Regions from separate parts of the Homo sapiens genome. Here region 1 is linked to region 2. Evidence: chromatin loops called from intact Hi-C (ENCODE). Cell type or tissue: dorsolateral prefrontal cortex. All regions are shown on one strand. Each heading gives the region's core, and the rest is flanking DNA. Links, peaks and the distances in the headings are about the cores only.

Region 1 (16,655 bases), core at 7,180-9,679, 47 kb after region 2:
ATCTTTCCAATAACAAATGGGATTAACAAAATTCTCCATTTCAATTGGGCAAGAAGCGCAAGACCAGAGGGGGAAGAAACGGAGTATGCATACCCACCTCCACTGGATAAGGGATCTGGGAATAACTTTGGTGGGGCTTTTCTTTTCTAAATATAATTTGTGAGAGAGCTACTGAATTTAGGAAAGGTTTAAAATGTTTCTAACCCAGAACTGAAACACAGGCCTGGAAAAAAACACAAAGGAAGAAGTCATGGAATTGGAAATGCTAATCTCTTAAACAAATACATTTCCAAAATATACTATATAATGCAACCCGAGCCTTTTAAAAAAGTTCACTGCCAATATAGTCTTTAAGGATCTGTGCTTTCTGATAACAAAGTACTGTAATATTGATTTTTAACTTTTATTTTAGGTTTGGGGGTACATGTGAAGATTTTTTATATAGGTAAACTTGTGTCACAGGAGTCTGTTGTACAGATTATTTCATCACCAAGGTATTAAGCCCAGTACTGAACAGTTATCTTTTCTGCTCCTCTCCCTTCTCCTACCTTCCACCCTCAAGTAGACTCCAGTGTCTGTTGTTCCCTTCTTTGTGTTCATAAGTTCTCATCATTTAGCTCCCACTTACAAGTGAGGACATGCAGTATTTGGTTTTCTGTTCCTTCATCAGTTTGCTAAGGATAATGGCCTCCAGTTCTATCCATGTTCCTGCAAAATACATGATCTTGTTCATTTTTATGGCTGCATAGTATTCCATGGTGTATATGTACCACATTTTCTTTATCCAGTCTGTCACTGATGGGCATTTACGTTGATTCCATGTCTTTGTTATTATGAATAGTGCTGCAATGAACATTCACATGCATGTGTCTTTATGGTAGAATGATTCATTATTCCTCTGGGTATACACCCAGTAAAGGGATTGCTGGGTCGAATGGTAGTTCTGCTTTTAGCTCTTTGAGGAACCGCCACACTGATTTCCACAATGGTTGAACTAATTTACACTCCCACCAACAGTGTATAGTGTTCCCTTTTCTCTACAACCTTGCCAGCATCTGCTATTTTGTGACTTTTTAATAATAGCCATTCTGACTGGTGTGAGATGGTAACTCATTGTGGGTTTGGTCTGCATTTCTCTAATGATCAGTGATATTAAGCTTTTTTTAAATATGCTTGTTGACCACATGTATATCATCTTTTGAGAAGTGTCTGTTCATATCCTTTGCCCACTTTTTAATTTTTTTATCTTGTAAATTTGTTTAATTTCCTTACAGATGCTGGATATTATACCTTTGTCAGATGCACAGTTTGCAAATATTTTCTCCCAATCTGTAGGGTGTTGTCTGTTTACTCTGTGATAGTTTCTTTTGCTGTGCAGAGCTCATAAACTTAATTAGAGCTCACTTGTCAATTTTTGCTTTTGGTGTCTTTGACATGAAATCTTTGCCCATTCCTATGTCAAGGATGGTATTGCCTAGGCTGTCTTCCAGGGTTTTTATAGTTTTGGGTTTTACATGTAAGTCTTTAATCCCTCTTGAGTTGATTTTTGTATATGATGTAAAGAAGGGGTATAGTTTCAATCTTCTGCATATGGCTAGCCAGTTATTCCAGCACCCTTTACTGAATAGAGAATCTTTTCCCCATTGCTTGTTTTTGTCAGGTTTGTGGAAGGGCAGATGGTCATATGTGTGTGGCCTCATTTCTGGGCTCTCTATTCTGTTCCATTGGTCTATGTGTCTGTTTTTGTACCAGTACCGTGCTGCTTTGGTTACTGCAGCCCTGTAGTATCATTTGAAGTTCGGTAGCATGATGCCTCCAGCTTTGTTCTTTTTGCTTAGGATTGCCTTGGCTATTCAGGCTCTGTTTTGATTCCATATGAATTTGAAAATAGTTTTTCTCCTAGTTCTGTGAAGAATGTCTTTGGTAGTTTAATAGGAACAGCATTGATTCTGTAAATTGTCTTGGGCAGTATGTCCATTTTAATGATATCAATTCTTCCTATCCATGAGCATGGGATGTTTTTCCATTTGTTTGTGTCATCTCTGATTTCTTTGAGCAGTGTTTTGTAATTTTCATTGCAGAGATTTTTCACCTCCCTGGTTAGCTGTATTCCTAGGTATTTTGTTCTTTTTGTGGCAATTGTGAATGGGATCTGGCCTTCCTGATTTGGCTCTTGGCTTGTCTGTTGGTGGTGTATAGGAATGCTAACGATTTTGGTACACTGATTTTATACCCCAAAACTTTGCTGAAGCTGTGGTTAAAAAGCTGCATGGCTTGTCAAAGGCTAGCCAACTATCCATGTTCTATTTGTGAGTTAGGGAACTACAAATTGTATTTTAAAAGGCAATCCAGCAAGCAGCTGAATATAACACACACCCAGGCTTCTTAGCCCTTCTTCATGCTTCCTTAGGTCTCTTATCAGAACAAGAAGAATAGAGATCTCTGTTATGGCTTTCCTGTGGCAAGTAAAAGACAAGGCGATGATTTTCCAGTCCATTTCCCCTGGCAACATGCTCATCAATCACCAAAGGCTAGGACTTTGTTATTTTGGCTGGAGGCAAAAAAGCTTAGTGGTTTCTGTCTTAGTGAAATAGGACTCTCCTTTAACCTGTGTTTCAGATTAGCATCAGGGCTTGCTGCCTCCACCTTAAGTGTATCTGCTTTGATGGCATATAGGCTCACAGGACGAGTCTGGAACACACCAATTTTAGCTACTATAGAAATGATTTGGTCTGGGATAAAAGTTATTTTTTTTAAAAAATGTGTGTGGTGGGGCCAGTTTTCTAAATCCAACAGGGGCATTACCAAAACTATGGGTATTTATCTTTCTGCAAGTGATGTGTCCTCAGCAGTTTTCATTTACTGTTATCCATACTGGTCTATTTTCACCTTCATACTTTCAAAAGGCCACAGTAGGATGGAACAACAGACTTTAAGGCAAAAAAAAAAAAAAAAAAAGAAAAAAGAAAGCTTAAAAAAAAACCATACACACAAATTCCCTTTGTTTGGCATCACTTTCCCCTTTTATCCCATTTAATTTGAAAGAAATGTATATTGTCCTTGAGTGGACAGTGGAGTTATATACAAACATGTTGCTGTATGGCCATGCACATACAATGAAGATTGCTGTTAGCACTTCAAGTCTCAAATTAAATATTTTGCTTCAAGAAAAACTGAAAATGGAAAGACATCTAACACTGCTTCATTAAACCAATTCAGCATTCATAATATCTTATCTATTCACGGACAATCTCCCTGTACCTGCTAATCCAGGATTTTAAAAGTATTGAAAGCCTAGAGATTGTTACAGAAATCCCTGTATCAGTAACTGTCATTGTAGTAAAAATAGGCTTGCAACTTTACTGTATTCTGTACACAGACATTAATTTAAAAATTTACTCTCATCAGCAATTGCTTCCATTTACAATCAAGTGAAATTTCTCCATAGCCCAATTATACTATTTAATGGTAAAATGTTTGTAAGACTAAAGGAGATAACAATGGTGTCAATAAATCTCATTAGAAAACTTATCATATCATTTTTCCTAGTCCTTCAATGTTTGCTATTTTATCAATATCATCATCATCAGTAAACATGTACTGAATGTTTTTAATGTATACACACTGATTATTTTACAAAACCTGTCCCTTTGTGTTGCCTAAGAGCAAAGGAAGTGACACTATGTTGTTAATTCTTATGTTGGGCTATAAAGATTCAGATGTGAGAACTTCAACTTTTCTGTAATAGAGGGCATTCCCCAATAAGATGTATGCTAAAACAGCCTTTTGTTGGATTATAAAAATATTGGGTTGAATTATATGAAACTGTCATTTTTGTAGGGCAAAACCAGTCAATTATTGGGAATGTCAAAGGGTTTTAATGTTGTATGGCACTAACCCATTGTAAACAATAAATTATAAGGAACCCATAATACCCTGACAGAGATATATACTGTTAATAATTTCATGCTAGTTTTTTAATATATGTATTTGAAATACATTCCCAAAATGGGATCATATTGTATATATGTATTTCTTTAGGCAATTATTCTTCAACAATATGAGATTTTTTGAAAAATCATCCTATGAGATGTATTCATTTTGCTAGATAAATTTTCATAATGTATTTAATCATCCCCTATGGTACATTTTTTTATTGTTCATTTCTCTAATTATTTGGGAGGTTGAGCATTTCCCATGTCTACCAGCGTTCTGTATATATGTACATCTTTGCAAATTTGTTCATGTTCTTATCCATATCTAAACTGGGTAATCTCCTTTTTCTTAGTGGTTTGTAAGAGCTTTTTATATATTAAGGATATTAAACCTTTGCCATAGTTTTTGCAAATATTTTATCATTTGCTTTTTAGTTTTATTTATAATATTTTCAGTCTAAAATTTTTATAGTCTAATGCATGAATCATTTCCTTTGCGATATTTTCTACTGTTTCGCACTTAGAAAACTCTACTACCAGATCTGAAAAATATTTGTTTACATATTATTATATCATTTAAAAAATTAATAATAGCTCTCTCCTACACACATATCTTTTGAAACTATAAAGTATTTAGACTGTGTACAAAATATAAAACAGGCCACTCGTTTGGTATCCAAAGCTGAAAGTGTTGTCTTCAGCCTCCTAACCAGCACTAAATGTTACTAAATCAGGCCTGTTTCTAGCAAAATTTACAAGCAAACTCAGCTGTCTTCTTTTCTAAGGAAAATTTCCTGCTGTACAAAGGGTTACCTCTGAACAGTATCTCCATTATTTCACTCATGACTCCATTCCTAATTTTCTGTTTTCTGGCAGCTGCTCTCCAACTTACAAATAATGTGTGCCTTTGTTTAGAGTTCCTTAAAAAAACTGTATATTCTAAATGTGGAAGAAAGCTCAATTTATTTTACTTTGAAACCTGAGAAATCAATAACATGAACCATATGTTAATTATAGAACTTGGTGATAAATAAAGTAAGAAGTCCAGTGAAACTGTGGAGAAAGTGATGGTGGAGTTGAAACAAAAAAGAAGTCCTTTCTCTTCATGTGTGATGCTCTCATAAATCTCCCCACTTGGGAGGATACCAAAATGCAACTCTTTTTCTTAATTCACTCTAATGTAATTTGTGTTTTACTTCCTTCCAAGTTCCCAAGTGTTTTTATTAGGATTTTGCAGCAAAGATAAGATGCATATCATGGGCTGTTAGTATAGTGGCAACATTAAGAAAAGATGATGTCAAAGACAAAACTTAACTGATATTTATGTCCTTCTGTGGTGTTTATTTCAATTTACATAGTTTTGTACTAAAGATATAAGTCAACTCATCTTTAGTTTCTGGTTGAAATATTAAAGGACTTGAGGTTTACAAGATCAATTGCTATGATCAGAGTAATAATCATAATGGGGGGGACAAGAATTAGCAATGTAATGTTTCAGGCACTTACACTCAGCATAATCACATGCTTTTTAAAAAAGCACTTTCTTTTTGGTTTATTTATGGTAAATAAATCTCTCCTTCTTTTTTGTGACTCATTCAACCAATTCTCTTCCTGTGATCACCAACCTATTTCTTCCCTATTCTTGAACCCCATCCTCCCGACCCGGAATATATTTTGGTAGAGGAAGGAAGCAGAGGGAAGCAGGGCCCTCACTCATAGCTTTTATACCATCTTAGTCTCAACAAACATTTCAAGTCTTCAGCTATGAGTAATGGTGAATTTCTCAGTTCCAGACTTAAATATTAACATATGATATATTAGTGAAATTAAAATTTTAACAAGTGTTTATTCCATACTAACCGTATTCATAGAACACCTTTTTTTTTTTTTTTGAGATGGAATCTCGCTCTGTCACCCAGGCTGTAGCGCAGTGGCACAATCTCGGCTCACTGCAACCTCTGCCTCCCGGATTCAAGCAATTCTCCTGCCTCGGCCTCCCAAGCAGCTGAGATTACAGGCATGTGCCACCATGCCCAGCTAATTTTTTTTTTGTATTTTTAGTAGAGACGAGGTTTCACCATACTGGCCAAGCTGGTCTTGAACTCTTGACCTTGTGATCCACCCACCTCAATCTCCCAAAGTGCTGGGATTACAGGCGTGAGCCACCGCGCCCGGCCTAGAACATCTTAAATTGAGGATAGCTATTTCCAGATTGATCTAAATCTGATTGCTTAATAGTAAACTTATCTTTTAATGTTGCAGTTCCTAAACATTATTTTATGCCTTGCAGTCCCCAATCTTTGCTACATTTGGTTTAACATTCTAATCTAAAAGTGGTATGACTATACTACAGTAGAATGATAAATATTTTCTTTGGTTTTGGCCAAGAAATAAAAAATTAACAAGTATGGCCAGTGACAACAGTGAACACTGGTAATATAAAAATCAGCAAAACTGCTAGCTTAAATTTGCTAAAGGCCTAGAATGACAATTAGAAGAAAATTAGATTCTGAGTACTCATGGCTTTCAATATATGAGCCTCAGAGTACTAGGTTTAGCCACATTGGTGTCAGCACTAAAAACCTATGACTATGATATATTTAAATTTAATATAGTTTTGGTTCCTTACCAATAAAACAGGAGTAGGAATTCTGACCCATTACACTTGCAAGTCTGGTAATGGTTTACTAATTTAAGACCCTAGAGAACTGTTAAATCATTAGTGTATATGAAACAAATAGCAACTTTCAAAGGTCAAATCATGAATGAGTGATGAACACTTTTTTAAAGGAAAGATTTTTGTGTGGCTTAAAAATTTTTAGTTGGAATTCTCCTATTCCTAAGCATCTCTTTAATTTATATCTCCTATTAATGAGTAAGTATTTTTCAATAGAACATTTTAAGGAATAAAACTTCAGTGCCTTTAAACAAATTTCCTACATATCAATGACGTTAGTAAAGCACCACACCTGACTTCACCTGGGCTTAGATTGCCTAAACCTACTGATTGGCTGGGGTTACCAATGCACAGGCAAGCAAATATTCCAGATGTCTGAGTCATCTCAGAATGTAAGGGAGATGTTTTCCATTTCCCACTTGTGTCATATGACATACTGCGGGGGTTGGGAGTATGTCTTAAGCTGCAGTGTCTGGTGTCACCAGAGGGTACTTATTAGAAACTCCCTCCTGAGACTATGTTTGACAATGAGGAATCAGTTAGGGCAGGATTGTCATTTTAAGTGAGCACCCCAGGTGGTTGATTCACTGACCACACTTGGAGAAACAAAGCATAGTGTTTACAAAGCCTTTATCAACCCTTTATTAGATAGTTACTCATTTTTGCAAAATCTGTTGGGTTTAAAAAAAAAACCTGTTGGGTTTAGTCCATTTTCCAGGCATCCTAATTAATCTAACCATTACATGGTAGTAGCCAAGGTTTATTTGTCTTTTTTTTTTTTTTTGAGGCAAGGTCTTGTGCTCTGTCACCCAGGCTGCTGTGCAGGGGTGTGATCATGGTTCGCTGCAACCTGAATCTCCCAGGCCCAAGCAATCCTCCCACCTCAGTCTCCTGAGCAGCTGGGACTATAGGTATGCACCACAACACCTGGCTAATTTTTGTATTTTTTGTCAAGACAGGGTTTCTCCATGTTTTGCCATATTGTTGAATTCCTGGGCTCAAGTGATGCGTCCTCCTTGGTCTCCTAGAGTGTTGGGATAACAGGTGTGCACCACTGCGCCCAGCCCACTTTGTCATTTCTGACATTCAAGGAATTCTCTTTTACTCCCTAAACTCCAAGTGTCACAGTGCCCAGATGCTAAGTCCTTAATTAAATATATGAATCCATATTCAGGCCAACCTCTCCTCCTCACTTGATTTACCGTAAGAATCAATCTTTCAGGACAATTTTGCTTCTAGAGGGTGATGATGAGGAAGAGGAAGAACAGAATGACAGTAACTACAACATTATTCTACATACTGAAGACACCAGATTCTCATAACTGGCACTATGGGGTTTGCAAGGCTTCATTATACAACTTTTTGTGAAACCACATATTCATTCAACAATTACTTACTAGAACCAGTAATTACTTACTTAACTGCAATGAAACGATTGTTTAATTTTTTCCACCTTGCTTAGGAATGAGGAATAAGATACTATCTCAGATAACTGATGGATACCTACTTTGTATGCCTTTCACTGATTTAAAATTTTGTAATGACAATATTGCAAATTGTTGGCAATTGCTCTAGTAGAATGGTCCTTTTTTTCAACTTAATATATATGGGCATCTGAAATTTCTGGGTAAGAATGATAAAATCCAAATGAATAAATATAGTATAGTACTTCAAAGATTTAAAAAAATAACTTATTCCTTTGAAGCTTCTAGTTCTCGTGATGGGAATGGGGAAGACAGCATACAATTGGGATATAGGGAAAGTAATTTTAAAATGAAAAACATGTATCACTACAAAATTATTTTTTAGATATATACTCCTGAGATACGAGAATAGGGTCTAAAATTCATGACATCCATCCGTCTCTTCACTGAGCTTAGTTCTCCATCCTTGGTATAAAACATATTTAAGCGTCCCACCCCGGGGAAGAACAATTTCTGGAATTCAGTTAGTATTTTTGGAATTAGTACTATTTTAAGGAGAATATATCTTATAGTTTTGGTAGGATCAGTTATTGGTTTTAGACTATTTCTAAACCAAGCTATATTCTTAGCTACAACACAGATAATCCCAGAATCCCGGCCCACCACAGAGAACTGAATGCGCAAGTGCAAAGTGAATGTGCCAAGATACAACATACCTTCAGCTTATTTTTCTGTAATATAAATATTTAAAAATTTTATCCTTGAAAAAGTACCATTTCCTGGCTTGTACAATGGTGGTATTGATGCATACATTTCTGAGTTAATTAGAAGATAAACACCTAGTACAGTTACAAACACATGTTTACTGAGGATCCCCTATGTTCCAGGCAGTATGCTGGCCCTGGAGCTAGTGCAATGGACTAGAGTCTTGACTTAAAGTCTCATCTAGTTGGGAAAGATTAAAAAACAAACATAAAAAATAAATGAGATAATTTCAGCTAAGTGCTATGAAGAAGAAGATAAAATAGGATAATGTGGTGTAATGTGATAAACTATAACTAGATGTGGAGTTGTAGCTGAGAGGGTCAGAGAAGGAATGATGAAGACATGACATGAGCTAGAGGGTGTGGAGCATTCCAAACAGATGAAAAATCAGCACGGACAAATGCCGAGCTAGAAGCAAGCTGGAGGAACAGAAAGAAGGCCACTGTGGCTGGAGAACCGTGGGCCCAAGGAAGAGTGGAGGCAGATCAGAAAGGCAGGGGGTGGGGAGCACTAGATCATGTAGGACTTCTGATTTTATTCTACAGGTCATGAGAAACCACTGGAGCTAAGTTTTCAGTAGGGAAGTTAGATAATTTTATTTCTGCTTTAATAAGGTCCCTCTGGTTGTTATACAGAGGATGGTCCATAAAGGGGCAGGAGCAGAAGTGGTGTGTTGAGTTAGGAAGCTGGTTGATGGGTTAAACTAGAACTATAGCAATGAAGATATTGAGAAGTAGTCAGATTGGGGATATCTTTTGGGGATAACACCAAAAGCACTTACTGATGGATTGGATGAAGACTGTGAAGGAAAGCAAAAAATCAAGAATTATGCCTAAACTTGGGGCTCAAACAACTGGCAGATAGGGAAGGCTTGAGTTTGGCAGAGGATTCTCGGTCAATGTTTTACATGGTTAGCTGACTATCTGTACCAAGAGCATGTGGGAGACGTCAGGCTGGAGAATAGGTATTTGAAGATTCTGGACTAAATGACATCACTTGATTAGAAAGTGTAGCCAAGGAAAAGAAGAAGGCTGACAGTGAAGCCTTGGATGTTCCCATGTTTAGAGGAAGAAGAGCCAAAAAAAGAGACTGCAACCAAGGAGTTTAGCACAGGCTAAATTTAGATGAGAAATAGCCTTCCTTCTACGCAGAAGAGCACTCTGCTATCTGTTGCCATGGTGATATAAACGGGTATATACTACCTGCAAGTTTTAATGGACTTTGTAAACAGATTCAATGCCTAGGGTGAGGAAGCATTTTCTAAAGAGATTCTAACTTATCTGTTATTAGCTGAATCTAAGTGTCATTTGCCTATTTAGTGAGTCATTATTTATTTAGTGAGTCAGTCTTACAGTACCTTTAGAAAGAAACTAGCTTTTCTTAAACCCATATTTCCTATCCCCCTACCACCACTATCAACCCCCTGTACCCCACCAAAGGTTCCCTTGGCTCTGCATAGCTCTGCCCCAGCTTCCTTTTAGTCCCTGGCTTTAGGCTGTCTCCAACCTAAGTCCCAAGATTCTTTCATTTTTAGTTCTGCTGCTCTTTTACATTAATGTAGCTTTTTATAGGATTGGAGATTTTAAAAAACCTACTAAATAGCTGTTATATTTTTTGTTAGGATACATACACATGCATAATTCTGTCCTCTTTCTCTTCTGATATTTTCAGCTACTATAAGGGTTAGGAATTTGCAAAAGGATTTATTTCTGAGAGTCTTCAGAATCTAGACTGCATAAAAATGTTCTCCTTTAAGAAGTTGCTTGAGTTACTGAGTTTTCCCTTGGAATGAAAGATACTTGAAAGCACAATATGTATGTTCCTGATTGGAGCAGAGGGAAACAAATGGAAATTATTAGTAAGATTACACTGAAATCTTACTAATTAGAAAGGTTACACTGAAGATTTTATTTCTCTCTACACTTTAGATCTGGGCTTCTGACTTTAGTAGTATAAACTCCCACAGTTGTTAGAGCTCACTCACTCTACATTTCCCCCTGAATTTGGAATATACTCAGTATTGACTCACTATTCTTCCATCCTTCAAATCATCTCTCCTATTCCACTCAGTGGTCAGCTGCTGGCACTGCTTTGATTTATCCCCCTGTCTACTCTCAGGCTGGCTGCTTAATTTTTGCTTAGCAGTATAGTCTTTAAAAAAAAACCCCAAATTTCAAAACTCTCAGTATGTGTGGGGGCAGAGGGGTGCAGAGTGGGGAGGGGCAGTAAAGTTGTGGTTTCTGTGGAGAAAATATTTCTTTGGAGTCAAAAGACTATATTAAAAGCTCGTCTTCCACAGAATATAGGTCACATTCCTGGTAAAAGTTTGGATGCCTGTTTTTTAAAAAAAACAGAATGTCTCTAAACACCATAGTTAATATACTATAAGTGATATACTTTGAATAAGGCATAATAAGGGTCTACAATGTGCATAAATCAACTAGGTAAAACATTATAATAACCAATACTGTAAAAAGCTACATTAATGGAGAAGGGCAGAAGAACTAAAAATGAAAGAATCTTGGGACTCAGGTTGGAGAGAGCCTAAGGCCAGGGTAAGCTGGGGCAGAGTTCTGGAGAGACAAGGGATGCTGAAGGTGGGAGGCTGATAGCGGTGGTGGGAGTTTGTAGAGGGGTAAACAGTGAAAACAAAGGATATAGAAAACACAGGGTCTTGAGTGCCAAAAAGAAAATAAACTGGGAAACCACGTTCGCAAGTTAAAAGCCTTGAAAGATCTACTATACTGTGAGGAGTGAACTATTTTAAGTCAAATTGCTGTAGGTTAAGGCCCATCTTACAGTAAAAGATGGCATCACTGATCTATGAGGTCTTTTAAACCAGAACTATGTTATTCCAACATTCGACTTTGCTTCTTTAAAGAGACTTTATTGAACAGTCCTCTCAGGTGTCTTTCACAAATGTACTTTCTTTTTAAAATTATTTCCTGTTACTATGAAAAGTAGTTTGCATCAAATACCAGGAGAGATGTGTGTGTGTTTTTAAAAACATGGTCTATTCAATTAGTGCAGCTATGATATTAGATTGAAAAAAATTTCCTTCCAAGATCTTTATCATTATGGTAGAGTATTTGTTCTTTGAATTTCTTGCCTTGTTTTTGGGATCACCTTATTATGCAACATCTGCTCTGAATTTCAAATGTGATAAACAGAGTATGAGTGTCGGTGGCAGATGGCTAATGACCAGCAGCGACAGGGCATTCAAGCCTGCCTTGTTTTCTGGGAAGCGATATTTTCATGTTAATTTGCTCTGTGTCCTGCAAAGATGAGACAAATCACCTGCTCGTAATTCAGGCAAAATGGAGACCACCAGGAGCTGAGAGGGGCCATGGCTTGATTCCTTTAGGAGTGAGAAGAGAAGAAGATCTGAGAGGCTTTCCTCATCTGCAGTACAGGGACCAGTCAGTCACTTTGCATTATGTCAAACTGAGAAAGATGAATCAGCCCTGGGCATCCCATACTGACATCAGAGCCACTGTTTACTGCAAGCAGATATTATTCATGAAAACAGACATTTCCCAGAGGCAAAAAACAGGTGCTATTAACAGTGTGTGTCAGTTTCTGAAGTCTGGGTTTTGTAAAATAAACCTAATAGTGTGTTTTATCTCTTACTAAAAATATTACAACCAATAGAAAACTCTAAGAAACATTCAATTGAAGATAAAATGAAATCTAATTCACAGAGAAAACGACCCACACAGACATGAACCTGGAGCTTTTCTGGCCCTCTCAAGCTCTATAGAATTCATTTATCATAAAGATACATAAATAAAAAAAATTTTATTCCAAGATTGAATCATCAAAAGAGGCCATATGGTCTTGAGCTCAAAGAACCCTGTCCTATTTTAGAGGCTGCTGTTCTTTTGTGTGACCTTTCAGTGCCTCAAACTTGTGAAACTATATTGACAATTGCATCAAACATTTTTTTTTATCAAACATGTTTCATGCACAGAATGTCCACAGAATAATTTTAGGTTTTCAAAGAGTTTATAAAATAGTTGAGAAGCCAGGTCATATCCTAGGAAAGATTAATGTATTATACAGACAAGACTAAATACCAAATGAATGATTTAGTAAAAGAGGGCATTACATTTGGAAAAGCCTGTACAGGAGAATATTTTACATAAGAGTCTCTCTCCATCTGTATCTTGCAGTGTACAGTTCTTATTCTGGGTGGCAGTTACAAATTACTAAGAAAAATGGTGAGCAAATTTCTTTACAGTTCTTTCTGACCCTCTCTCATAGGATGGCAGATGAAAGCATGAAAGAGAAAAATAAAAATCTGAGAGCTGTTTTTTTTTCTCATAAAGCTCCATAAATGGAAGGTGCTATATAAGCATAGATACTCTGAATTTATCACGTACTCTAAAAGAAAAAATAACACAATCATTAAGGTGTCAATTATTGCCTCATAAATCTCAGCATGGAAACCCAGGAAGGCAATATTAAATCTCAAATGAGCCAATAAAAATTTAATAAAGATGGCACTGAACTCCTCCACAAGTAAACAGACCCAAAGATAATATCCTGAATTAGAAAGAGGAAAGCCAGATATGTCAACAATAAGTCTATGAGGGAAAATTAGAATATCTGTTGACTTCACAGGACAGCAGCCAACAGGCTGCTTTATGCAAATGTCATTGTCAACCAAGAATGGATGCACCTAAAGGACATCAAGAAAAGAGGTTAAATAATGTGATGAAAACCCCAAGATGAAGTATGAATGTGATTTCTATGTATGCTTTTTTTTTTTTTTTTTTTTTTTAGAATAAGGTATATTTAATGATGTTGGAAAGAATCACCTATGATTTTATTTTATTCTCATGAACTTCTCAATGAAAATTTTCAGTTCAGGCCTATACTCTTAATGTACTTTATTAAAGTCCCACATGAGCACCGTGCAATAATTAGAGTTTCCCCAATAAGTTTACCCAACTATCAACCTTTATTAGTACTTATGGCTTATGGTGTGGTTTAATGTCTTTTTTATTTTTCGAAAACAAATGGCACTTAAGTGCACTTCAAAAACTGTTAGGTGATATAAGTAAGCTAGAAAAGTAAGATCATCATGGGCTCTTTTCTAACAAACGTGTTGATGAAATGATAAGCAAAATGATGTTACCCCTATGATATCTAGTAAGACACCATGGAGCATCCTAGTTTTATCCAAGTACTGCCCAACTAATGCAATTTATGTCCTGAATGTGCATTAGAATATCCTGAGTTTCAGTGGCCTGTTAACTGGTAAACAGTGCCACAGAAAACACAACACTGGGTAGAGGAAAGTGGGTAGAGGAAAATCCCCTGAGCTTAAATGATCTTAGATGAGGTCTTGTTTTGATTTTCTATTTTATATATATTTCATGTTAAAATATCTGGCCAGGCATGGTAGCTCATGCCTGTAATCCCAGCACTTTGGGAGGCCAAGAGGTGGGCGGATCTCGAGGTCAGTAGTTCGAGACCAGCCTGACTAACATGGTGAAACCCAGTCTCTACTAAAAATACAAAATTAGCCATGCGTGGTGGCCCGTGCCTGTAATCCCAGCTACTCAGGAGGCTGAGGCAGGAGAATCGCTTGAACCTGGGAGGTGGAGGTTGCAGTGAGTTGAGATCGCGCCACTGCACTCCAGCCTGGTGACTCCGTCTCAAAAAAAAAAAATAAATAAAATAAATAAATAAAAATAAAGTATCTTAGATATGTGACTCCGTCTCAAAAAAAAAAAAATAAATAAAAATAAAATATCTTAGACACGTGACTCCGTCTCAAAAAAAAATAAAAATATCTTAGATATGTATAATTATTTAACAACATGATACGTTTTAATCTATGCAAGACAATGTCAATATTAATACCTATGATTTGGATCCTTTGAAAAGTAATTTAAATTTAAGTATTTTAAAAAATAGTTTGGCACAATATAGACTGTGCTTACTTATACATAAGTAGTCTGTTCTTGACTTGAAAATACCCCTAAACTACTTAAATAACCATACAGAATGTGTACCACAGGCTTGTGTTTGCATTTTATCTCTTCTCTTATACTCTAAAGGTCCTTCAGAGCAGGTCCTCTCTTTCTCATGCCTAATTCAATTTTGTGTCCCTGAACTGCCTAGCACAGAACCCTCCCTGCACAGAGTGAATATTCAATAAATATCTGTACGAGTATAGTCAGAGAAGCTCTTATTCCAACAGAGCATTCTATATAAAGAATCAATTTCTGTGTTCCCAATAGGTTGTTCAGAATAACAATATTTGCTTGATCTAGTTATTAAGGCTTCCCATAAATGAGCCTATATAACAACAAAATATTTCTGTTCTCTGGCTGTGTGCTTTAAAATTTCAATTAACCAGAATTCAGATTCTCCTACTTAGCAGCTGTTTATTCTGCATTCCAATTCTTAAAAACAAGTCAATCACAGAAACAAAAGATACGAGTGTTGATTAAAAATAATTTTGTATCAGTTATATATTCAGCCTAAAACTATCCATTTGATGGTTTTATTATGCTTTTAAATGATTATTCAAGTTTTCAACAATGACCTTAAAGCATCACAAACACTCAAATTATTTTTTAAAAAACCTTATATTTAATAAGGAAGGAAAGTAGGTTAGTATAGTTCAGAATTTTTTTTTTAAATTAAGAATGAAGATAAAAGAGTCTTCTAATTAGCTTTTAAGTTAGCAAAAAATGTTTGATTAACCACTAACATGTAAGTTAACTGCCTGAAATATTTCATTTGACTATGGTTTATTTTACTATGAAAACATCAATACAACATTAGCCACAAACCTTCAATAACTAGAGCCCCTTGCCCCCAACTCCACCTCGTATCTGACAATTTGGATCAAGGGGTGCTGATCCTAATGGCTGAAGAAATTTAACAGCCTCCAGGACAATCCCTGTTCAACACGGAATGAAGTGACATTCCCTTTCCTGGAGATAGACAAAAAGCTCAAAAAAAAAAAAAAATTAACTTTTAATGTCACCTTGTTCAAGAGCTTCTGGCAACAATCACCCCCTTCTAGCAAGCCTCCAGCTCCATCCTGGCTCAGCCACTGCCCCCTGTCTTCTCCTCCCCTTTCTTACTTTGGTGACCACCCTTCTGCCTGTTCCTTTTCCTATCCTGCTTGCCCCTCCACCCTCACCCTTGAGATTCCCCCCATTCCAATTCATTTCTACTCCTGCCTGATCAAACCTGAGTCTAGTAAACCACTCTGGCTTATCAACATTTTAACTGCACAGATGCCTTTGCAAATGATTCCACTCAGTAGCCTCCAATATACTAGGATAATTTAATATAATGCTCAAAAGATCTATGTAGGTGGTAATGTAAGATATAAAATATATGGTTGCCTCATCTGTCTGTTTTTTTAAAAAAAAGATACTCCCCAAATAACTTTGAACTTAGAAATGTATCAGAAAATGTCAATGATTTTTTGATAGTCTATGTTTAAAGCCTTTGAAAGTCATTTTAAAAATAATTTTGAAAATACTTACATCTAAAGAAAGCTTGACAATGTGTCTTATTTACTTTGTACCTATGTGTATAAATCATTGTGTAAGACACTGTCAGGACATGAGGATGACTGAATACATGAGATATGTACATTAAAAAATCCCAATTAAAGGCAGAAAACAAGATAAAGAGGTAGAGATATGCAGAACAAGTGTTATAAGGCATGTGAGATTACATCTAGCTATAAGAGTTGATCAAATGGCTTTTGAGACGGCACTTGAAAAATTTAGGTAGATAGCCTGGTGAGAAGGAGCAAAAGAAATGGCATGAGAAGGAAGGCCACCAAGGTGGAAAATCACAGATCATACCAAGAGAATG
Region 2 (15,411 bases), core at 11,638-14,137:
GGACATTTTTACCAATCTATGTACTCGACATTCTTTCTTGCATCTCGGGCATTCCTTTTGAGATTATTTTCTTTCTTTTTGAAGTACATCCTTTAGAAAATTCTTGGTAGTGGTAAACTCTCTTGGTTTTTGCTTCTGTGAAAATTTCTTTACCTCATTAGTATACTGTGTACTTAGAATTCCATATATACACAAAATAGTAACAAAATATCCAGAATATCCAAAGTATTTTTACTACGATGTCCTTCAGGCACCAAGAGAGGAAGCATATAACAAGTAGTTGTTCACCAAGTAACCAACCTTCTCCTACGTTTTGGGTCCATGCTAAGGCATGCTTAGCAAACACAAATCATTGTTCCTGGTCTCAAAGAGCTTTGAGCAGCATTAAAAAAACTTGGAAATCACATGAAACCTAAGTAGAGAGTGAAAGGTTTCATGTAAAGGATGAATTGGGTGGCTTAAGAAGTGCTGTGGGCATTCAGAGCAGGAAGCATCCAAAGAAAGGTGGATCCCAGTCAGGTCATGTTGCAGAAGCTCCTGAATTATGTTTCTACACAACACTACTTATGTGGCCAAACCACACCTTTACCTTGAATCTGAAAAAAGCCAGGGTACGTTTTCTTTGGAGATGGTACTGTGGCTTAACTGAATCCTGAATTGGGCACTAGATAGATAAGAGCAATATTAAGACAAATGTTCTTAAAGACTAAATTAGAGAATAAGCAATTGTATGAAATGCTAAATACAAATTTTCCAGAATTGCAGGTTGAATGTGCTACTCAGTTATTAGTCTAGGTACCAACTCCTTTTCTGAATGGGGGGCATTCCTGCATGGCTTTGTAAAACAAAACAAGACAGTGCAGGTTATACAAGGGCTGGGCTGAAAGCCTCAGGAATTTCTTTTAACTTTCTTGAAAGGTTAATAGCTGAAAGAGTTCTTATATGACACATCTTAAGCAGACTATGTGAAAGAAGTGTATGTTATCTGTGACATTAATTCCTAATCCATAGTACAATGAGTCACTTATTCACTGGAGAATAATCTAACCTATTTGGGAAATGAACCTTTCTGAATATTAACTACCACCTATTCCCAAGAGGAAGTGATCGGTGGAATACAAAATGGCTCAGTACAGAAATAACATTAAAATGCTCATTTTGGCCAGCGTGGTGGCTCACACCTGTAATCCCAGAACTTTGGGAGGCCAAAGTGGGAGGATGGCCTTGAGCCCAGGAGGCTGAGACTGCACAGTGAGCTGTGTTTGTACCACTGCATTCCAGCTTGGACAAAACAGTGAGACCCTGTCTTTTTAAAAAAGCTAATTTTGACTACAGTAGGGAAAGAAATTTACTTTCATAATTAATGAGCTGTTACTTTCCAGTCATCTGCCTTCCACTCTATAGAGATTAAATACACAAAATGTCCTTCGTGAAAAACAATTTTCTTGTCTTTGTAGAATTTGTCCTGTGGGTGGTAAAGAAGAAAAGCACAACCATGAAGGTCTGTGCTCCAGGGCCACAACTCAATTTTTCTGTGCCATCCTCAACTACTTGCCTAGTGGTTGAAAGTAAGCAAGGAACAAAGACTGAAGAAACACCACTGGATTTCTGGGACTCTGAGATCTCACACTGAGATATGGTGCCTGAAAGCAAAGCAATTAATACTGCCTATACAGTCCATTCACAATAACACACTGATTCATTCTTAGATTCTCAGTGAAAATTCTGCAACTGTCTGGATTTGTGCATTCAATTTCCTGTATTCGAAGAATAGATACGTGTGTAGCCTTGGAAAAAATACATTTTATTTTTCCCCAGACTTCAACATTGTTTAAATAACTGATAATGGAAAGATTTCTTCAGCATAATCATTTCAGGAATACCAGAAACACTCTCTCTTTTGAGAAATAATAATGAAAAAAGAGAGAATGGTCTCCCTAAGATGTTAGTAATCTAAACTTTAGTAAAAGTGATTTCTAAGTAACTGATTAACAGTAATAAAATGGTTTCATTGGTTTATATTCATTTCTTTACCTGTCTTCATATTCAGGTTCAAAGATGAGTATTACTATTACATAATTTAATTATAGGACTTCACTTTTTCATGTATTAACTCATTTAATTCCCACAACAATCCTATTAAGATAGGTACTGTCATTTTCTCTATTTTAGCAGAGAAGAAACCCAGGATACAGAGAGGCTAAAGAACTTATTTAAGGTCACACAGCTTGTTAAGTTGCAAAATAACTTTGTATAAAAGATCTGGTTCCAGAATACGTCCCTTTAACCATGTACTGTGGTATTATACTGTGTATAATAGCCGTTATACTGCTTTTTGAAGGAAGCAATGTTTTTCAAAAAAATTATCTCTTTGCCTATATTTGAAAATGGTAGGAGAGAAAAAGTAATATTCCAGGAACACTTGAATCAATTCAAGACTTCAGAAACAATGTTGCCAAGAAGGAAGTGAGAAACAAGGGAAGAAATTCTAAAACAACATCAATGGAGTCACTGTTTAAAGAAAAGAAAGGACTTATTCTCTTGGAAGGGTGTGAACTATTTATTCACAAATACCTGATGAGATATAGAAAACGTGCGTGCATGCGCACACACACACTCACAGTCTCTTTCTCTCTCACAAGATAAATAAATGTAGTATTAGAAAGAATGCTAGGTATATAATGTTTTAAATTCTGCTGTCTTCCCAGACTCTTCCAACTTAACAATCTCTGGCCTCAAGAACATGACATTATTCTCTTAAGAGAAACAGCCATTATCAAGTGTATGATATTATGGGCAGCAGATGAGCAGATGGAGGAAGACACACAGTGGTGATGATGAAATTTTTAGGCATATTTAGTTGTTTAAAAAATCCTCAAACTGAACAGACTCTTACTGGATTATATCCAATATCTAATTTCTAAACTTGTTATTCTTTAGGAATAGTGAGGGAAGACGGGTGAATGAAGGTAATTAGCCCCAAGGAGAGAAAAATCGAAAAAGGGCTGAAAAAAAATTTGACGCTTTTCTTTACTAATTTACAACTTTCTTTGAAACCCCAGTTTGATTATCTGACTTTTGAAATTGAGAAACTAATCTGTGTTACCATTTTAGAGAAATGAATGGATGAGGTGAACCAAGAATGGAGAATGGAGATAAACCAAGACCACACAAATTTGACTATAATGAGTATATATTACTTTTATAATAGACATAAACAGCTTCAAAGTGCATCATCATTACCAATTGCTATTTGGTGAGCATAATCTATGTGACGCCCGTTTCTTCCCTCAAGGTGCTTGTTGTCTAAGGAAAAAAGTAAATTATGGTATTTTGTGGCTGTTTACATTACATAACCCTCATTAGGGTTTAGTCATATAACGACCACAAGTGAGGTATACAATTTGCCAACTTTAGCAAAATCTGGATTATGTGGAGGAAAAAGGAGAAACAGAAAGATAGGTGGCTAATTAATTAGAACATAACCATGTCACTGGCACTTTAGGCCCAATAAAGTAAAACATCTATCATTTAAGTCCTGATAAAAAGAAATATATTTTTTAAAAGGCTCTGTTTGTAAAAGAAAAAAAAGTCATTTCATGATAGATTCATCTGAATTACAATTGGGATAAACATTAAACCACTAGAAAATTTCTGATTTATACAACTACTAGTGAGATGTCATATAGAGATTCTTCATTATACAATTTGTTCCGTTTTGAATGAAAATGTTAATCATACCAGGAGAAATTACTATACATATTCAATACCACTGCCAGTAAAAATAGTAGTGATTACATCAGTAGTGGCTACTATGTTCTGAGCATGTGTCAGGACACATCCACAACAGTACAGTATGAAGGCAATTATGACCAGAGACACTTATTTGATTTAAATAAATATATTTTTATTTCTTATTTATCTCATAAAGTAAATTTCATATCAGATTTTGACATGAACATGTTTTCCCCGGATCTACATTTAACAGCCTCCAGTTTCTGTCCCATCTCATTCTTGCTCTCACGTAGCCCCTCGTCACACATCTTTCTTAAAACAGCCTCCACGCTGGTTTCCCTGCCATCAATTTCTTAATTCACACCAAATCCTCCCTACCAATCCACTCATCACATTGTAGTAGACTGCTTTTTTTTAGGGTAAAAAAGGTTTTAAAGCACTCTGCTCAACAACCCACATACTTCTTGCTGCTTTGCCGTTGTGTGTGTGAACATGAGCTGATGTTTCTCAACCCCATACCTAGAACACACCTTTCCCTGTGCTTTGCCAGGCAAACTCCTCCTCACTTGTAAGCCTGCCTCAAAAATTAGCTCCCCTGAGAAGCCTTCCCTGACTCTCCTAGATCTAACAATGCTTGTCTCCTAGATTCACCAGGGTTTATCTGGCTAGGTAAGAGTTGTAGAGGCAACTTCAGATTTACATATACATATATGTAACTAAAAAAACATACACATATATACATATATGTATTTTATTTATGCATCCAAATACTGAATATTACTTTTAATCATATGAATATATTAATAACAAACATACTATTTATGTAATATAAATTACGTAAATAATATTAATGAAATTCACATCTTTTTAAAAGTTCTTAGTTTAACATAATTTTTCTTATTGCCTCACTGTTTTTAAAAGCAATCCTTAGCTTCCTGAATTTGCCTGAGAAGAATGTTACCTGCTGATTGCTGATAGATGGCTCATACTCAAAAAGTGTTTGCTGATTGCTATTATTAAGGAATCTAAGGAATCATAGTCCTGGTGGGTGTGGTAAGCAATCATTCTTAGTCTAATCAACATTTCCATGAAACTCTAAAGCTTTCTGCTTTCAACATATGTGGAGCACGTAAGGAAAAATGCACTGTGCTTTATAAAACATTTTATTAGAGATTGGTGAATATATCAGTGCGCCTCTGAAAGAAACCAACAGCAGATGTTCCTACCTATACAGTGGCCCTGCTGCCTTGGTGGGGGTGTATCTCTAGACTAATGAAGGGCCTGTACATTCGTTGTTCACCCAACAGCCATCCCCTGCTTTCCTGGCTAGCATAACCTGATTTTCTTTTGGGTAGCAATATGCTTATCTACAGACTGATTGGTCAATGGGTAGGTACGGGATTCAATTATGAGTGATGAAACCTAAAGTGGAAGTTTGAAAAGAGCTTTTGGAAAAGATTGTCTTCCCTGATTAAAGAGACAATAAAACCCTTTTTGGCCCCTGCTTCCTCACCTACTGCTTAGAATACTGTTGTATGTGATATAATGCTTTTGAAGTTGTGGCAGCCATCTTGAGGCCCTGAGGGATGACACTCTCAACTAACCAAAGAAGAAGGAATGGTATTTTCCCAATATTCGGTTATCGGAACCAAGATGATACCATCAAGCAACAGCACCAATTGCAGAATTACCTATCTCCAGACTTCTTATATCAGATTTAAACGTTATTATTATTCAAGACACTTTGATTGGATATTTTGTACTTGTAACTAAATATATGATGCTATAAATGGGTCCAGAAAAAAATCTGAAGATTCTAGCTTTGGTGATTACCAGTAATGAAGTTAAACAAAGGAGACCAAAGCAGAATTGCCTAGGAAAGGAGAAGCTGATGAGTGATCTTTTTGTTATGATCTGTTTCTACTGCCATGGAACACCAGATGGAGAGGTGGGGAAAAGCAGAGATGAGGGCTGATACTCAGAGGAGACCCGGGCAGACGGATGACTTGGACACCTCTGCACGGAGATGAAAGTTACAGCCATGGACCTGAGTCAGACACAGAAAGGGCTGAAGTCAGAACATGCTGGATGCTTTATTAGAGGACAGGAAGAGCAGAAAGCGCCAGCAAAGGCAATGGCCAGAGGCACTCAGGAGAGACAAAGCAGTGAGCTCTCTCACATTCAGTTAAGGAGTGCAGGAGTAGGAGCTGAAACCCTTTTGGAGAACAATTTGGCATTATCAAATTTTTGAATGTGCATTCTTTGTCCTTTGTCCTGGTAGTACCATTTCTTAAATAATTATCCTAAAAGAAATTAGTATTTCAGTGAAAAAAACATAAGCCCAAAGATGTTCACTGCAGCCAAAAAATGAGAAACCACCCAAGTGTTCATCCTGGGAGACTGGGTAAAAATATTATGTAAATTTACACAGTGAAAGTAAGAAAAAGAATAACAGGCTAATATATGTTAGATATGGACAAAATGCCTAGGATAAATAAATGGAAACAAGTAAACAAGAAATCCCAAACAAACAGAAAACCTGTATGTATACTATTATAGGCACATCCACATCCACCCTCATGCACACCCATACTGAGGGTTGTATACAAGTAGCAAAAAATATAAAAGTTCATTTAACAAACTGTTAATAGTGGCTTTTTTTCTGGAAGGAAGGATCATTGAGGATTTTCCCTTTTCATTTTTTTACCTACCTGGAATGGTCAAATTTTTTTTTTTTTTTTTTTTTTTTTTTTTTTAAGATAGAGTGTCTATCTGTCACCCAGGCTGGAGTGCAGTGGCATGATCTCTCAGCTCACTGCAACCTCTACCTCCTGGGCTCAAGCGATCTTCCCACCTCAGCCTCCCAAGTAGCTGGGACTACAGGCACATACCACCATGCCTGGCTAATTTTTTTATTTTTTGTAGAGACAAGGTTTTATCATGTTGCCCAGGTTGGTCTCAAACTCCTGGGTGCAAGCAATCTGCCCGCCTCAGCCTCCCAAAGTGGTGGAATTACATGCGTTAACCACCACACTGGTGGAATGTTCAAATTTTAAAATAATTTTAGCAATGAACAAAGAATGCAGACAAAAAAACTGAAGAAGGAACCGTGACACTTTGGGAGGCTGAGGCGGGCAGATCACGAGGTCAGGAGATCGAGACCATCTTGGCTAACACGGTGAACCCTTGTCTCTACTAAAAATACAAAAAATTAGCCTCCTACTCAGGAGGCTGAGGCAGGAGAATGCTGTGAACCCGGGAGGCAGAGCTTGCAGTGAGCCGAGAGAGCGCCACTGCAGTCTGGTCTGGGTGAAAGAGCAAGACTCCGTCCCAAAAAAAAAAAAAGAACCATGAGAGTTTAAGGGAGCGGGGACTCGCATATACAAATGCTACAAAGGGAATGTGGAAGAACCTGCAAAAAATGCCACTGGATTTGGTGAACTCTATCTTATAAATGGGGCTATTTCTCTCTAAAAAATTGTCTACTAAGACCAAATTTCTAAAAACAAAATTACTGAGTAAATGCATGTGAATTAAAAATAAAGCAATTGATGAATATCTTATTTTTCTAAAATATTATGGGACTAACAATACTTGAGAACTACAATCGACTATTGAAAAAATTTGATGCCTTTAAAAACAGGAGTACAAAAATTACAAATGATAAGCTGATGGAAAATACAAATTGTACTGTGCATATAGTAGCAGCAACATGACCTTTAAATGCAGTTTTTCAGCCCCACATCCTAAAACCAAGAAGTCGTTATAGAAATAAAGATAGAACAATAAATACAAAGAAAAGATAAAGACAAGATTTTATTTCAACTTGTGTAAAATTGCTGAGGTCACTCTTGAAAGCTTTTCTTACTTTAAATGGACTATTCAATCTTGTCAAAATCTTAAATATTGTGCTACATTTTTAACATCTACTTGCCAATAAAAGGCATGACAGTGGACAGTTTGGGTATAAGAACATGTGAGTTTCTCTCTTCTTTAGACATTAATCCTATGTATGTATGTATGTATGTATGTATGTATGTATGTATGTATGTATTTATTTATTTGAGATGGAGTCTCACTCTGTTGCCCAGGCTGGAGTGATCTTGGCTCACTGCAACCTCCGCCTCCTGGGTTCAAGCGATTCTCCTGCCCCAGCCTGTAGCTGGGACTACAGGAATGCGCCACCACACCTGGCTAATTTTTGTATTTTTTCAGTAGAGACGGGGTTTCACCATATTGGCCAGGCTGCTCTCGAACTCCTGACCTCATGATCTGCCTGCTTCAGCCTCCCAAAGTGCTAGGATTACAGGTGTGAGCCACTGCGCCCGGTTGACATTAACACTTTACAATTCACAATGGGCTATCTGTGGCTTTTCCTAATACAATATTTTTGAATGTATATCAAGTAAAAACTACAGTGGCCAGACAGTATAAGTAGTTTTACATAATATACATAAACCTGTAAAGTCTTTTAAAATGCATCTTAATCTAGTAAATCATATTTTAAATGCATAGGCAGCTTTTGAAAAACTTTGCCAAAGCCCATATGCAAATTACTTGATTTTACATATTTGATTTTTAAAACATTTATGCAGTTTTATTAAAGCTATATTGGTTTTTTGAACCCAAGATTTGGTTTCTATTACAACTCCATTAAAAATGTTCCCTGACTTAAATTAATATTGATAAATTAGTCATTTAACATTAAAAGTGGTTATGATTAGAATGAGTATCACTGATTAAGCTTCCATTTACTCTGTTGCTCTGTACTGAAAGCTGAAGAAATATAACTTTAAATACCAAGTCAATTTGTTTTAAGTCCTCAAAATTTAAAAAAAGTAAAAAAAAAAAAAAAAAAAAAGAACTAGTATCACTGAGATCTTGTGCACTCTTGACAATATCCAACCAGCTGACTAGTCATGCATTTGTGTAAAATGCAGTAACTTTGGTTTTCCAGAATATCTTCTAAATATAAACACAAGATTTTAGCAATGAAAGTGACTAACAAAATAAGTTTAATTCTTGGTGTTTAAATTTCAAGATGGATGCAGATACAAACCACAATGGCACCTTTCAGGGAAGTCAATATTTAAAGAACAGCATCCCTTCCCAACCTCAGTCCTCCTCTACCTCCTCTACTCAGAAACCTCCTATTTTACCACCCACATATACTCTATAAACACTCACTGAGCAGCTACCATGTGCCTGTGTGTTGTTACCTGAAGTGCTGAAATGGCTATTTTGCAATGTTAATCTTTTAAAAATAGAAGACAGAAGTCAAACAAATGGGGATACTACCATATGAGAACTACTATATTACAGGCAAATCAAAAGTGCACGGGAGGGTAGGTACTTAACTTTATCCTGGGGAGTTGGGCAGACTTCAGAGATGGCATCTGAGTCTTGAAGAATGAGTAGGAGATTGTTAGGCTGGGAATGGGAAAGGCAATCTAAGCAGAGAGAATGTTTAGTGACACGGAAGCATAAAATCTAATGGCATGATTTTTCAAGAAGGAGCAAAAAGGTCTGGATAGCAAGATCATAGGGTGTGTGGAGATGGGTTTGGTGTGGGTGGGAAAGCAAGAATGGAGAGAAAGGTTAGGAACAGTTGACTGCTGCATTCCGGAGCTCAGAGTATACAGACTTGAGTGTGTGGGCAATGGGGAGTCACTGGGAATTTTTACTCCTTCACCTCCCCAAACGGGCTTGTTTCCCACAGTGGTCCATGTTGTATGGCTGTTCCCACAGCTCCCTTCTACATGCCAGTCTTGTCTTTCCAGGAAAAAGAAAATCTCCTTTTCTGACTAACTGTAGTCTTGATCTTTCATCCATTCTGCAAAAATGGGATTTTATAGACAGGTAAGGACATTCTCATGAATATATGTGAAGACCATCATTTTAGGAATTTATTTCACATTCTTGATAGTAGCTTTTAAATGCTTTACTTTATAAAAGTTTTACAGTTTTTTTTTTTCTTTTTCTAATCTGCTTTTTCTAAACTAGTAAAAGCTAGTTTTCTGGAACTAGGTTACAGACAGACTTTGGCCCATTTAACAAGGTCAGACTGTTTATTCTTGACAGAATTCTTTCCCACTGTAAAAAGGTACTTTTAAATGCCACATTCCAAAACCAGTGCCAGTAAGCCACTGAAGCATATTTTCCCACAAGAACTGATACCATGTGCAGTCCCTACCTCACTGAAATCATCCAGCGTTACATAAGGTGCAGATAGTATTTAACGTCACCATGAAATCTATCAACTGAAATATGCCAGCCATGTATTTATAAAACACTTCCGTACATTTCAAAGCATTGGTAACATTTAAAAAAGTAATTATTAAAAATCGAAATGGGAAAAAAGAAAGGGAAGGACAGTGCTAGAAATTTTTTAAAAAGAATTTAAGACAGAAGAGGAAAATGAATCTTGTAACTTTATATCAGTATCCAAACCTGAAGTAGTAGAGCTTTTTCTCCCTTATTTTGGGGTTTTTATGGTTGAGCTGTTAAATTTACAGCCCCATTTTTAGATTCTGCCAGCCTTCAAAATAAATATATGAGCAGCGCTAAAGTAAATTCTCCTACGCTTTCCCCTTTTCTCTTTTGGATGTTTCCCTGAGATTTGAAGGTAGATTATTCCTCCACAGCCAACAGTAAAGTTCAACATTCAAATTTATGAAGGATTTAAAAATCATCAGTATCCTTGTAGATAGATGCTGGGTGCAACAATGTCACTCACCCTGGGTTTCAATCCCTAGAGAGGGGGAAAGCAGAAAGCAGGAGCAATAAGAGGAATGGTTCAGCAGCCAAAGACTATCATTTAGAAATGCATTGGGAAGATTAGCAATAAAGTCAATAAATGCATCAGAAAATCCGGCACTACAAAGTAATTGTATAAAAGTCTGAGCTCAACTTTTGGAGAGACCTACACAGATAACAGGATCATAAATTTAATCTTCTCAAGGACCCAAATGGACTAGATAAAATGACTAAGGGAAACTGCAATGCAGAGATTTTCAACCCCTTCTTGGGACACTATGGTTTCTCCAAAGATCCCAAGGGATCTTAGCTTTAAAATAAAAGCATAACATACAGAACATCTAAGTGCACAAGTCAGGAGATCTGGCAAGGTTTGTGATCTCAAATAAAGAGGGATGAAGCACAATAATTATCTGAAGGTTATGAATGGCTGCCCAGACACACATTCAAAGTGTAAATGTTACTCCCTCAGAGCTCAAGTTATTATCAAGGAGTGACGCAGGCAATTGGGAAGATTAGTTGAAAGTTGTGTCTAAAACAAATTAAAAAAATTTTTTTGGATGCTTATAATTGATGATGCAATGACACAAGCAGCAACATGGAGAATGCAGAGTAGGAAATCCATTCATTGATTCATTTGTAAAAGCAGGGAGTTGTGAAAGCAATTAAGTTCAAAGAATAGTGAAAAACTGATAAAGAATATGTGCTTATGTTATGTGCTTACCACTTTGGGTAGAAGCGATGGAAAGACAGAAAGGTAGGTTGGAGCTGAGCTTCAAAAAACTTTGTATGCCATGCTGTAGAGTTACAGTTCATTCTCTAGGCACTGGAGAATCGTAAGGATTCATTCATTCATTCACCATGTACTCAAGTGCCCACCTCGTGCAAGGAAGGCACTGTAGGAAATGCTAAAATACATTATTTGGACTGAGTGAATAAAAATGGATATGGCCAATGTTACAGAATTTGAGAAACATTATCTTGACTCAGAAACTTACACTATGATATTATCAAAGCCTAAGCAAAATATTGCCACCTCTCCTTTCCTTAAAAGGAAGCAGTGACAGCTCTAAAATACAAGCAGCTCACGTGTCCAAAGAATTAAAGAGGACACAAAAATCCAAATTATTGAAATGTTGCTTTATATTCAATTCCAAGGACCATGTCTCATACTCCTATGAGTATGAATATAACACTTGCGTTGAGTTAAGCAAATTTAGGGGAGATGGAATTATCTCATTAAATAGAACTCTTCAGAGAAGCCCCTAAACTAGCACAGAGGCATATTCCCAAAAATGTTAAATGTAGGAGGCAAAATGTTTTTTCATCTTCTGGATCCCTGAGAAGCCCTTTACTTGAAAAACTTTCTGAAGCATATGGTCTCATTAATCTTAAGACAATGCTTAGTCTTTATATCCAGTTTGGCCTCAGGCTTTTGAGATTTTGAATGGCATCATATAGGGTGTCCGTATGAAAAACAGGCCCAGGCATGGTAGCTCATGTCTGTAATCTCAGCACTTTGGGAGGCTGAGACAAGAGGATTGCTTGAGGAATTTGAGATCAGCCTGGGCAACATAATGAGACCCCCATCTCTTAAAAAAAAAAAGAACGTAGCTGGGCGTGGTGGTGTGAACCTGTAGTCCTACTACTTGGGAGGCTGAGGCAGGAGGATGGCTTGAGCCCAGGAGTTGGAGCCTGCACTAAGCTATGACTGTGCCATTGCACTCTAGCCTGGACGACACAGCAAGACCTGGTCAAGGAAAGGAAAGGGGAAAGGAAAGGGAAAGGGGAAGGAGAAGGGGAAAGGAAAGGAAAAAGGAAGGAAGGAAGGAAGGGAGGGAGGGAGGGAAGGAAGAAAGGAAGGGAAAGGAAAGAAGAAAGAAAGAAAAAGAAAGAAAGAAAGAAAAGAAAGAAAAGAAAAGAAAAAGAAAGAAAGAAAAGAAAAAGAAAGAAAGAAAGACAGACAACCAGATTCTCTGTATCATACCCTGATAGATGCTGGCTGAACAAATGTAGGAAAAAAGCAAGGAACTTCTGGCTCTTTCTCCGAGTAAAACATCCTCCAGGCAGTAGCATTACAGTTGAACTGTTTTTGTCCAGAACTAATTCGCAACAGTGACCACTTATGAAGGAGCTAGAATTAGGTGAGTCAAATGAATGACTATCTTTTATAAACAAGGGAATCAGTCATTTGATTCACTTCGCAAATCCACTTGGTGCAATTAGATAGCCACATGCATGCACATGCACCAACAGCAGCTTTCTGTGCAGTATGGAATACATTCTCTTTCTACATGGCAGAAATTCTCACAGTGGTCATCGATATTTGCCTTCACCGTGGAGGCAGAGCTAACCTATCAGATGGTAACTCAAATGTGTTTTATTACCACTGAGAACGCGCAGTGGAGAATCTGGATGGGTTTTCATGTTTGTTTTGGCTCTGGCATTTTCCATGTACCCAGCCCTGGGAATCCTAAAGAAAACGTGTCCTGTTCCCAGCTCTGTGCACTGCCCCCATTGTGTTCCACTTCCCTCACTGGTGAAAGTGAAAACGAAACCGGCACAAACCCTCCATTGTTAACTATGAAATATGTACTGGCAACTGGATGTTTTAACAAAACAGACCTGGTTGTGTCATGGCAAGATGTTGAGAGGGGAAGGAGTCACAGGAGCCCTTCCTGCTTCAGAGGTGTGTCCTGCACTTTCGCTGAGGTGCCGAGGCGACGGGGCTTTGGGTTTTTTCCATTATACTCATGTAATGTTCTTGGTTTGATTTATTCAGTATGCACTGGCAGCTTTTGGAGGCTTCTGTGGGAGCTACTCGGCTGCCCAAGCCGAGGCACAAACCCTGCCAGGTCTCCATAGTAAATACAACACGCACGAAGAGGAAACAAGCATAAACAATTTATTTTCTCCTGTAAAAGATGACATTGTTCTCCGATCTCTGGTCCTGCTTCACTTTGTCACTTGGTGGTGCCAACTGGGTGCCGTGGAATGAGTTATTCCAAACACACACACACACCCCAAGCACGAATTGCATGACGCGCACATTCACAGGGCCCACATCCAGGCGCGTTCAACAGGAGGATGCTGGTGACCTCTTTAAGCATCCCACATTTTGACCTGGGTAAGGAGGGAGGGCTTCCCTGGCCCTTAGCCTAGGCAGGTTCTTGAGCCTTATCATATGGCCTCATAAAACCATATCCCTTTCCTTTATTGCATTTATCTCTGTTTCTAACTAGACATTTCTTTGTGTGACTATCTGATTCAGATCTATCTCTCCATCTCGCTTGTAAGCTCTCTGACCTTGTCCATTTCCATTCACCATCATCCCTCAGCTTCACTGACAGCGTCTGCACATAGAAAGTGATCAGTAATTATTTGTTGACTGAAAGCCACAACTCCATTTCATTGATTTTCTCCCCTAGGCTTATCAAAGTTTCTGAATCCACGAGGTTCCGTTAGTGTTACTAAATGCTATCAACACTGAGGTCAGAGTAAGGAAGGAATATCATCAGAGGCACAGGAAGGGGATGTAAGTAATTTTTTTTTCTTCAACTTTAAGTTCCAGGGTACATGTGCAGGATGTACAGGTTTGTTACATAGGTAAACGTGTGCCATGGTGGTCAGCTACACAGACCATCCCATCACCTGGGTATCAAGTCCAGTATTCATTAGCTATTCTTCCTGATGCTTTCCCTGGCAATTTTTGTAATACTTCTGGTATTAAATAAGTTAATGATCTCAAATAAAGCAATATTGGGAATCTTATCAGTTACAGATTTAAAAAAAAATTTCCAAAATTAAGTTTTGTACTTTGTACAGCTGTCGAATAAAAGTCTTCTCATGTTTAACATTTACTTGTTGTCTTTTTGTAATTTCTATGGAATAAAGGGTGTTTTCAGAACATGTATATCTTTTATTAGTGAAGGTAATATGGAAAAAAAGATTCTTGGAGAAAGAGAATATAATTCACTTAGTGAGAATTTTATTAAGTCACTAAAAAGATGGGAACATACTCCCACTCTTCCATTATGGTACAAAGAGGAATGTTTCTCTAAACTATACAGGTGTGTTTGGCACAGGCATTTGAAGGAAAAATGCTAACTTCATGAATAGCATTAAATGATTGTATAAAGGCCCCAAAAATACAAAGATACTGAGGTACCAAAAAGAATGACCTCATTTTAGGGTACACTTCTCTCTACCCACGGATGGCTTTATGATGGCTGTCCTGGGGAGTGGCTGGCTCTAACTGCCTGGGTGTTGGCAATCACCTGTGGTATAAAAACATCAATACTGGCATTGCCTTGGGTGGTCCTTACAGTATTCCCATGTACACTGAGAGCAGCACAATGAATGTGCTGTTGCAATTATGGACTTGGGTGATTTTAAGGGAGAGGACACAGATAGGACTGAATCAAGAGAATGCTTCATTTTTCCTAAGCAATGATACTTTTATAAGACATTCAGGTGCACAATGTGGCAAAAGTTTTATTGAGGTCTACATAAAAAAAGAAAACCAGGAGGCACCAGTTCATGACCCAGTGTTCCTCACTGTGTCAAAATGTGGCATGAGCTAGTTGTCTGTTTTTGGTTTTATTATTTTAACAAGACTTAAAAAATATTCTTTAAAAATGGACTCCTAAACATTTGTGGAACCTCTAAATACCCTTTGTAGAATCTGAGAGTTCCACAGAACACAGTTTGATACCCTCTTGGGTACTGAATTTTTGGTATGGAGAAAAGAGGAGTGGGGATAGTGGGCCAGAGCCAGAATATAAACATTAGAATTCTCCAAGCCATTTACAATCTATTTGGTAAATTCAGACTTAAGCTGGTCACACTGCCTGTTTGAATGGCAGTTTCCCCACTTTTCAAAATGAAATGGTTGATAAAGAGTTCCAAGAGCACCAAATC

The links. Hi-C counts contacts between places; a loop is a spot of excess contacts. Peaks named below come from ENCODE experiments on the same cell type or tissue, not always from the same donor. Only the 100,000 strongest peaks of a DNase experiment are listed, where the experiment ranks them.
Region 1: a loop joins it to region 2, with 2.2 times the contacts of the local background. A loop is called at or near these places in 10 of 110 quality-filtered maps.

What each region holds. Positions count from the first base shown.
Region 1 is chr7:92,756,759-92,773,413 of GRCh38, forward strand. All of the region lies in intron 3 of CDK6 (cyclin dependent kinase 6), which reads right to left. Among named protein-coding and RNA genes, the nearest start is that of CDK6-AS1, 71 kb to the right of the region's middle. RefSeq lists enhancers at 7,354-7,981, 11,783-12,322. In dorsolateral prefrontal cortex, for the core only: no CTCF peak of the experiment used is centred there; no DNase peak of the experiment used is centred there; H3K27ac peaks cover 1,291 bases.
Region 2 is chr7:92,705,093-92,720,503 of GRCh38, forward strand. All of the region lies in intron 4 of CDK6 (cyclin dependent kinase 6), which reads right to left. Among named protein-coding and RNA genes, the nearest start is that of FAM133B, 120 kb to the left of the region's middle. RefSeq lists enhancers at 12,786-12,835, 12,856-13,155. In dorsolateral prefrontal cortex, for the core only: CTCF peaks have their summits at 12,721 and 13,013; DNase peaks (open chromatin) are centred at 13,029 and 13,449; H3K4me3 peaks cover 2,030 bases; H3K27ac peaks cover 2,500 bases.